Linked DNA regions of Homo sapiens: region 1 is linked to region 2. A link is an interaction called in ENCODE POLR2A ChIA-PET data of the cell type or tissue named here. Cell type or tissue: Panc1. All regions are shown on one strand. Links, peaks and the distances in the headings refer to the core of each region. The heading gives the core; the rest is flanking DNA.

Region 1 (5,368 bases), core at 1,369-5,368, 520 kb after region 2:
TCTAATAATTTTTTAATTTTAATTTTTAAATTCAGGTCTATGATTCATTTTGAGTTTTTTCATTTTTTTTTTTGTATTGGCTGAAGGCCACAATAATCTTAGGGTCCCATGAAAATGCTTTAAATCTTTTCAAATAATAAGAACAAATTAAGTGCAATTGATGGCAGCAGCGGGCTGTCCACGGCGGTCGCTGTCATCAGGTCAGCTGCTGTGGGGAGGGTGCCAGGAGGAGGCAGAGCTGGGCTGGAGTAATGCTGTGCTCCACAGAGCCAGCAGGAGCCAGGGTAAGCGAGAGCCCCCCCGCCAAGCCTGCCACGTTGGGTGCCACTGCAATGGGGCTGAGCTGAGCCACCTGCCAGCAGGGAGCAGCATGGTTGGGCACAGAGGGGTGGGCAGAGAGGGGCCCAGTAAGGACCTGGAGCTGCAAGGAGGCATGGCCAGGGCTGCCTGCATGCTGCTCCACAGAGTAGGCAGGCGGGAGTCCTACCCTCCCAGGCACAGGACCTGGGCATCTCTGCAGTCTGCACCCTTGGGGTCCTGGGAAAGTCCCCCTCCCCCCTCAGGCTTGGGGGGTGTCTGCTCCTGCTGCCTGGCCTCTCCCTGCCCCTGGTGCCTGCTCCAATCTCAGAGCAGGGTTGGGGCTGAGCCCAGGCACTGTTACAGTCTGGCCAGGTGTGTGCACACTTGGAGCAGAGCTGACACACCAGCCCCCTGCTGTCTTGGTCCTTTCCGGAATTTGGGCCCCAAGGAGCTCTGGGGGGAAGCCGAGGGGCGCCTGAGGGCAACCCAGCACTGGCCTACAGGTGCCCTTTTGCACAAGCAGCCTGGGCACCATGGATGGTGGCAGGAGGCAGATCGGCTCCTGGGTGGAAGAGGACAGGTTACTGGTGAAGCCCCACCTTCAGGCCAGGCTGCTAGTACTGCTGACTGGAGTGGGAACTTGTGGTGCCTTTTCCAGGCCCTCCCATGGCCGCCCACAGACCAATTGGCAGCACTTCCTCCCATCTGAGGCCCATAAAAGCCCTGGGCTCAGCCAGAGCACTGCAGATGATGAGACGTCCAGCTGCAGAGAGGAGCTACCCTCTCTGCTGATAGCTGAACACTTGTCAGGATGGCTAGCTGCAGAAGGAGCTACCCTCTTTGCTTCTAGAACTCAACACTTGTTGGGATGACTTGCCTAGCAGAGAGGAGCCATCCCCATCTCGCCACCTTGCAGGCGAAGAGGAGGAAAGAAGAGCTGTGGCCCTTCGGGGAGCTCAGACCTGGGAGCTCTTCAAGCCAGGGCTGTCACTCCCTCCTTGGAGCCCTTCGGTTCCTGGTGTCTCCAAGCTTCCAGGCACCACCATGTTCCCTGGTGCCAGGAATGGAAGCTGCTTGCATGTGCCTGGTCCAGCTGCAGCCTTGCAGAGAGCCAGCGTGCAAGCTGGCACCTAGAATTGCTCACCCTGCTGAGGCAGCCGGCATGTCTGACTGCACAGTTGGACTCCATGCTCACTCACACACCCCTCACCCCTCACCCCTCACCACTTCATGCAGTCTCCCTCGGCAGGGGAGGGATCCTGGTTGGTAGTGTGAGCCGAGCGCAGCCTGCAAAGCCAAGTGGGCAGAGTGAGCCCAGCGGGCCTGAGCAAAACTTGGACAAAGGTGCCACTGGCCACAGAGGTTTCCAGCCAAAAACCAACACCCCAAAGATCCACTAACATAATCAGTTGGGATTACATTTGTATTTATAGCAACACAGTTTTAAAACATAATTTTTTGGGCTTGGTGGCCTGTGCCTATAATCCCAGCTATTGGGAAGCTGAGGTGGGAGGATCACTTGAGGTCAGGAGGTCTAGACCAGCCTGGGCAACATATGGAGACCCTCTCTTTAAAAAAAAAGTGAAATATAGGCCAAGCACAGTGGCTCACGCCTGTAATCTCAGCACTTTGGGAAGCTGAGGCAGGCGGATCACCTGAGGTCAGGAGTTCGAGACCAGCCTGGCTAACATGGTGAAACCCTGTTTCTACTAAAAATACAAAAAATTAGCTGGGTGTGGTGGTGCGTGCCTGTAATCCCAGCTACTTGGGAGGCTGAGGCAGGAGAATCATTTGAACCTGGGAGGCAGAGGTTGCAGTGAGCCGAGATTGTGCCATTGCACTCCAGCTTGGGCAACAAGAGTGAAACTCTGTCTCAAAAGAAAAAAAAGAAATATAGTTTTTTTTTTGGCAGGATGTGGTGGCTCACGCCTGTAATCCCAGCACTTTGGGAGGCCGAGGCGGGCAGATCACTTGAGGTCAGGAGTTTGAGACATAACAAGCCTCTTTTCATAACAAGCCTCTTTCAATCACACCTAATGAGGTGACATGGAGTGGGGCCCCTAAATGGCTTTAGGATGGGTGCTGGTCCCCACAAAATTAGAAGGTGGGGCCGGGGATGGCAAGACCCTGTCTCTACTAAAAATACAAAAATTAGCCAGGCGTGGTAGTGCACACCTATAATCACAGCTACTAGGGAGGCTGAGGTAGGAGAATTGCTTGAACCCAGGGGACGCAGTTGCAGTGAGCCGAGATGGCACCACTGCACTCCAGCCTGGACGACAGAGTGAGACTCTGTCTCAACAAAAAACAAAGAAACAAAAAGAGCAAATATAATTAAATTTTTTAATAGAAGAATGTACCTCTGATGTTCTTCCTGACACTAAATACATGGTGACTTTCCACACCAATTCTTCAATTCTCTGTCAGCAACTGGGTGGCCTACAAGTCATTTCAATTCTGACGTCAACTCCAGGAGTTAGTTCAGATCCCACAAATTAATGGCTCAGTCCCACAAGGATACCCTCCTTCAGACACCAGTCACAAGTTCCTTAGGCCACCTGCACTCCGACTGACCAGCTGTGAAGTCAAGGCTTCCTATAATTCCTTCCTCATGGTGAATAATTCACTAGAATGACTCACAGAACTGAGGAAAATGTGTTTCTTACATTTACTAGTTTATTATGAAGGATGCCACTCAAATAACTGAATGGAAGAGATGCACAGGGCAATGTAAAGGGGGACTATGCAGAGCTTCCGTGCCCTGTTGCTCTTCCCCACAGTACTCTCGTGTGTTTGCCAGTGCAGAACCTCTTCTATCTCTTGTTGAAGAATTTATAACTCAATCACCAGCCCCTTCTTCTCCCTGGAGGTAGGGCATGGGGTGAGGCTGAAAGTTCCCACTTTTCAATTATTTTGGGGGTGGAAGGAGGAGGTCTCTCTCTGTTACCCAGCCTGGTGTTCAATGGTGTGAACACAGCCTACTGCAGCCCTGACTTCCTGTGCTCAAGCGATCCTCCCACCTTGGCCTCCCAAAGTACTGGGATTACAGGTGTGAGCCACCATACCCAGCCCCCTTCTAATTTTGTGGGGATCAGCACCCATCCTGAAGCCATCTAGGGGCCCCACTCCATGTCACCTCATTAGGTGTGATTGAAAGAGGCTTGTTATGAAAAACAAAAGATACTCCTGTTAGAAAATTCCATGTGTTTTAGGAGCTCTGTCTCAGGAACGAGGGACAAAGCCCAAATACAGTTGATCTTTGCACAACCAGGGGATTAGGGGAGCTGACCCTTCACACAATAGAAAATTTACGCATAACTTTCACTCCCCAAAAACTTAATTATTAATAGCTTACTGTTGACAAGAAGCCTTACCAATAACATAAACAATTAGTACATACATTGTATATTATATGTGTTATGTATTGCATTCTTAGAGTAAGCTAGAGAAAAGAAAATGTGATTACAAAAGTCATACGGAAGATTGTTCATTAAGCAGATGTGGATCATTATAAAGATCTTCATCCTTGTCTTCACATTGAGTAGGCTGAGATGGAGGAGAAAGACCAGGGGTTGGTCTTGCTGTTTCAGAGGTGTCACAGGCAGGGAAAAAAGCCACCTACGAGTGGATCTGCGCAGTTCAAACTCGTGTTGTTCAAGCGTCAACTGTATATACATTTACTGTAGCATAGAAACCAAGAAAGCAAAAGTGCCTAGGGCCATGGAAGTCATAACGTGGCCCTTTGAGTTAGGCAGTTTTACCAGCAGTTTTGAGACTATGGCAGCTTGGAATGGGTCCAAAAATAAGCATCAGTGGATGATGGTAGTGGAGATGCAGTGAAATGAACTGGCTTGGGCTTTGATTTAGAGTCAGTTGGACCGGCTGATGGATTCATTTGAGAGGTGAATGAAAGAGAAATCAGGATGTCTTTACAGCTTTTAAAATTTGAGGCCAGTTATGGTGGCTTACACTTGTAATCCCTGCACTTTGGGAGGCCAAGGTGGGTGGATCGCTTGAGCTCAGGAGTTCAAGACCAGCCTGGGCAAAATGATGAAACCCTGTCTCTACAAAATATACAAAAATTAGCTGGGCATGGTGGTGGACACCTGTAATCCCAGCTACTTAGGAGGCTGAGGCAAGAGAATCACTTGAACCCTGGAGGTGGAGGTTGCAGTGAGCCAAGATTGTGCCACTGCACTCCAGCCTGGGTAAAAGAACAAGACTGTGTCTCAAAAAAAAAAAAAGAAAGAAAAAGAAAAAAGAAAAATAAATAAAATTCGAAACCTTGCTGGCTCTCTTTTAATAGGTTTTCTTTTTCAATATTTAAGGAATTTTTTTTTTCTTTTAAGCTGCTGATAACTTACAGCAATTTGGTAAGGCATACTTTTGCAACCAAAAATTCAAAGATTTGCTTTTCCTTCCTACCTAATTCCTCCAAAATCTGGAAACTATTCATGAAGATTCTTATTTTTATGACAATATGGTTATTTGCATAAGTTCAATAAGAAGCTCTTCTCTTCAACAAAATACAACTGGAAATATTGGTTATATTACCAAAGCTTTGACTGCAATGTCATATTGTATTAATCTGTTCTCACCCTGCTATGAAGACATACCTGAGACTGGGTAATTTATAAAGAAAAGAGGTTTAATTGACTCACAGTTCCACATGACTGGGAATGCCTCAGGAAACTTACAATCATGGTGGAAGGTACCTCTTCACGGGGTGGCAGGAGAGAGAATGGTTGCCGAGCAAAGGGGGAAGCCCCTTATAAAACCATCAGATCTCGTGAGAACTCACTATTACAAGCACAGCATGGCGGAATTCCCTCCCACCCCACTGCCAGTGCTGTTCCTTCATTCATTCATTATCAATTGAATTGATGCCGATTCAATTATATCCACCTAGTCCTGCCCTTGACACTTGGGGATTATTACAATTCAAGGTGACATTTGGTTGGGGACACAGACCCAAACCATATCATATATATATATACGTATATATATATATTCATATATATATACATATATATTCATATATATACATATATATGAATATATATATTCA
Region 2 (4,000 bases), core at 1-4,000:
TAGTGTTTTTTGTTTTGTTTTGTTTATTAATGTGGGAGAGTGATTTAATGGTCTGTATGGTCTTTTGGACATTCTAAAAATCCTGCTAAAATGGGAGTAAGAGTTCTAAGTTAAGCAAAAAGGACAACTTTTTGCTCATGCATGCTTTAATACAAATTGGGATATACTGATAAAGGGAATTAAAAAATATTTTAAAGTGGTGAACACATCTGGTAACGTTTATTTTTAATTTTTGTCTGAAGGTAGAGGGGATGTGAATTAGATAATAGGTCCTTTCCTATTCTGTGAGGTACAATCGTCTCTCTGGGTGATAAAGTACATATCCTATTAATATTATACTTAGGATTTTGTTCCTCTTCTTCCCTTCCAAATTCATTTTTCCATTTTGTAAATAATAAAGATTTCTGTTTACCCATTTGCTCCTTTTCTCCTCCGTCTTCCCTTCAATGGAAGCTGACATTTTACTGATGGTTTACCAGTCTAGGTATCCTGCTGAGAAGTAGATTGAGATTTAAGAAAAGCAACTTACCATTGGAATGAATGAGATTTACTGAGGAATTCTAATTTTTTAAAGTGCTTAATTTGACAGTGGTTTACCTACTGTTCAGCTGACTCAAAGTGAATTATTATGCAAAGAACTGATTTGGAGGTTCTTTTGATGTTACATGTTTCAGATATAAATTTAATTTTTCAGAAAAAATTGAATTTTTCATAGAATCTTATAGACTTCAAAGCATGTGTGCTACAAAGATTTTGTAATATATAAGTTATATAGGTGGCAAACCTTCCCATTTTGAGTATTAGTCTGACTGCATTAAATAAACAGACAGCAAGGGGAAAAAAATACAGAATTTCTGACTCAGATCATAACTCCATCTCCTGTCAAACAGCATCACTGCTAATGGTTGCTGGTTATTTTTTAATAAGACATAATATAGTTATTAAGCTAGTAATCTTTGATCAGCCCTTGATTTTAGCTGAAAATATATTGACCGTTTATTTCTGTATTTGTGATTTTTCAAAAGTATGAATTTTTTAAATCAATATGTTAACTGAAAACTATGATAAATACTATAAAAGAAAATTGTCAGTGTCACCAGGTATTCCTTAAATTTATATACTTAGCCTTGGTTTAAGAGGCCTATTTTATGTATTTTAGTCTCAGTATGCTTAGAAAATTAGTAATTGCTTCTAGAGCCTATTTTTTTTCTTCCTCACTCCATTGATTTTCAGCTTTGAAGTTGTGATATTGCATTTTAAATTTATTTTTTATTTCAACTACTCCCTATACTTCACTCTCATTTCTGCCTAGCTTGTTCATATTCTTCTTTTTCTACCTCCCACCCCTGAGCCACTTGCCTTTTTTTTTCTTTGTGGTTAAATGATTTATAAGTAGCTTTATTATTCTAGTTTTTGTGGATTTTTTTATGACATTCCCTTGAGGTATTCAGAGATTCTTTTGGACATTATCAGGGCAAAGAAGGTGATACACTATAAAAGGTTTCATGGGAGTTCCAGGGAACCCTGTGATGGTGACAAACTGTGACCCAGTATATTCCTAAAAATAGAGAGATGCCAGCCTGAATGGGCATTTTTTTCCCCTTCTCATTACCAGCTAGTGATGTGATGCTTCTCCTGATTAATCTCTGGCATCACAGTGGCTGGAATGAAGCTTCAGGGAGTAAGCACAAAGTGGTTCAGCAAACACACTCAAAAAGAGCTTAACACAGCAAATATATTCTTGCAGAAAAATAAGACCAAAATTTAGCAATATGATTAGTCCAGAGCATGTGTTGCTTTTTTGTTTGTTTTTTTTTTTTTTTTTTGAGATGGAGTCTCCCTCTGTCGCCAGGCTGGAGTGCAGTGGTGTGATCTCGGCTCAGTGCAACCTCTGCCTCCTGGGCTCAAGCAATTCTCCTGCCTCAGCCTCCTGAGTGGCTGGGATTATAGGCATGCGCCATCACGCCCAGCTAATTTTGTATTTTTTGTAGAGACGGGGTTTCTCCATGTTGGTCAGGCTGGTCTCGAACTCCCAACCTCAGGTGATCCGCCTGCTTCGGCCTCCCAAAGTGCTGGGATTACAGGCGTGAGCCACAGTGCCCAGCCGCGTTCTTTATTACTAGAAAGAAAGTGATTTTCCAAATGTACAGCTATCCTTTTAAAGTGTCACTTTCTGCCCATTTCCCACATAAGAGCATAAAATTAATGCTTGTCCAGAGCATACAGTATTTGTTATTGATTCATGTGCCTATGGTTTTATTACATATGTTTTTAATATGTTAGTAGTCATTAATTTTAAATAAGTACCTTTAAAAAGATAGGAATTGTGAAAGTTTGTTTTGTGCCAACAGTCTTATATGCATGTGAGTGCTTAATACATATCTCTGGATAGTGTGTTTAGTTTCATGTATCACAAATGGCAACTAATCTCAAAGCAGCAAAATCTTATCAATTCCAAAGAAGAAACACATGTTGGAGTCTACTATATATCTATTTCAAATTGGTTGAAATGAGGTTGTTTTCAGATCAATTGAAAAAATGCTAATAATAGTTTTTTTTCTCATGCCTGTTGTACTGAAATCTTACTTGGAGTTAGGTTTTGCTTTAGATTTTAAAGACAGCTCTTTGACCGAGCTTCTTTTAAGTTGTACAAAAATTACTTCAACCATTAGTGTTACTACTAACTTAAAGAACAGTAATGTTGGCCGGGCGCGGTGGCTCACACCTGTAATCCCAGCACTTTCGGAGGCCTAGGCCCAGGATCACAAGGTCAAGAGATCGAGACCATCCTGGCCAACATGGTGAAACCCCATCTCTACTAAAAAAGTACAAAAATTATCTGAGCGTGGTGGCGCGCGCCTGTAGTCCCAGCTACTCAGGAGGCTGAGGCAGGAGAATCGCTTGAACCCAGGAGGCGGAGGTGGCAGCGAGCCGAGATCGCGCCACTGCACTCCAACCTGCCAACAGAGTGAGACTCCATCTCACAAACAAACAAACAAACAGTAGTGTTAACTTAGTAATTTTAGCTCAAGGCTAATAATCAGGAGCGTCTACAACTAAATTAATGAGTATTCTTCTCCATTTTCTTATTTATGAAAAGAATATAGCATTACTTCATGATTATTTGAGGGTAATGAATTTATGAAGTACTCGAATTAACATTTATACCCGCCTTGTCTATAGTATGAAAACCTCTGGACTCACGTGATTGCCATCATGTGCCACGTTGATGAAATTGAGCTCTTAGATAATCAGAGTCAATGTTGATTAATATTTTTATATTTTATCACATTGTAATTTGTTAACATTGCTGAAGAGTGTTATACGTGATCAGTAACTTGCATGATTAATAAGCATTGATGTTTATACATATTCGTTTGTTTTCTAGGTATTCCAACTTTATTATATGGACTTGGCTCCTGGTTATTTGCCAGAGTCACAGAGACTGTGCATACCAGTTATGGACCCATAACAGTTTATTTTCTCAATAAAGAAGATGAAGGTGCCATGTATTGAAAGTGTGCGTCAAAGAACATAAATATCAGTGGATTTTCTCTGTGTATATGTGCAGTATTTATTTTTGATCCTTTAAAATAAAACTTTTGCAAATACTTTTTTCTTTCTACAGTATCTGCTTCTTTAAGATGAATCATTGCCCTCAAGAGGTGAAGCTTTTTATACATCGTTATATATTACATACTCTGTTTAGCTGATGTGAACTACAAACACATGAAGCTTCACACCATTTTTTCCCTAGAACTAGGTTAACCTACAGATAAAAAATGATTACAATGTAATAGATTCTATAGTTAATTAACAATTTAAATCAACTCTGAAGAGAAAATATAGATGCCCACACAAAAGAGAAGGGGGGAAAATCTTTTATGTAACAATGGAAAAAGAAGTAGAAGACATTAGGATGTATGATGGAAATATTACATCATTGGCAAATCCAAAATTGATGAGAATCTAATTGTAATCTCAAGTCTAAACCATTCAG

What was found. ChIA-PET counts read pairs that join two places held together with the same protein. Peaks named below come from ENCODE experiments on the same cell type or tissue, not always from the same donor. Only the 100,000 strongest peaks of a DNase experiment are listed, where the experiment ranks them.
Region 1: POLR2A ChIA-PET joins it to region 2 with 8 read pairs; 3 of 35 experiments call an interaction of 5 or more read pairs at or near these places.

What each region holds. Positions count from the first base shown.
Region 1 is chr15:68,045,150-68,050,517 of GRCh38, forward strand. No RefSeq gene overlaps it. Among named protein-coding and RNA genes, the nearest start is that of PIAS1, 6.5 kb to the right of the region's middle. RefSeq lists enhancers at 1-343, 344-863. In Panc1, for the core only: no CTCF peak of the experiment used is centred there; no DNase peak of the experiment used is centred there; H3K27ac peaks cover 1,682 bases.
Region 2 is chr15:67,523,030-67,527,029 of GRCh38, forward strand. C15orf61 (chromosome 15 open reading frame 61) reads left to right here. Exons shown (of 2, transcript NM_001143936.2): 2 at 3,389-4,000. The coding sequence ends at 3,516. Among named protein-coding and RNA genes, the nearest start is that of IQCH-AS1, 3.2 kb to the left of the region's middle. In Panc1, for the core only: no CTCF peak of the experiment used is centred there; no DNase peak of the experiment used is centred there; H3K4me3 peaks cover 66 bases; H3K27ac peaks cover 824 bases.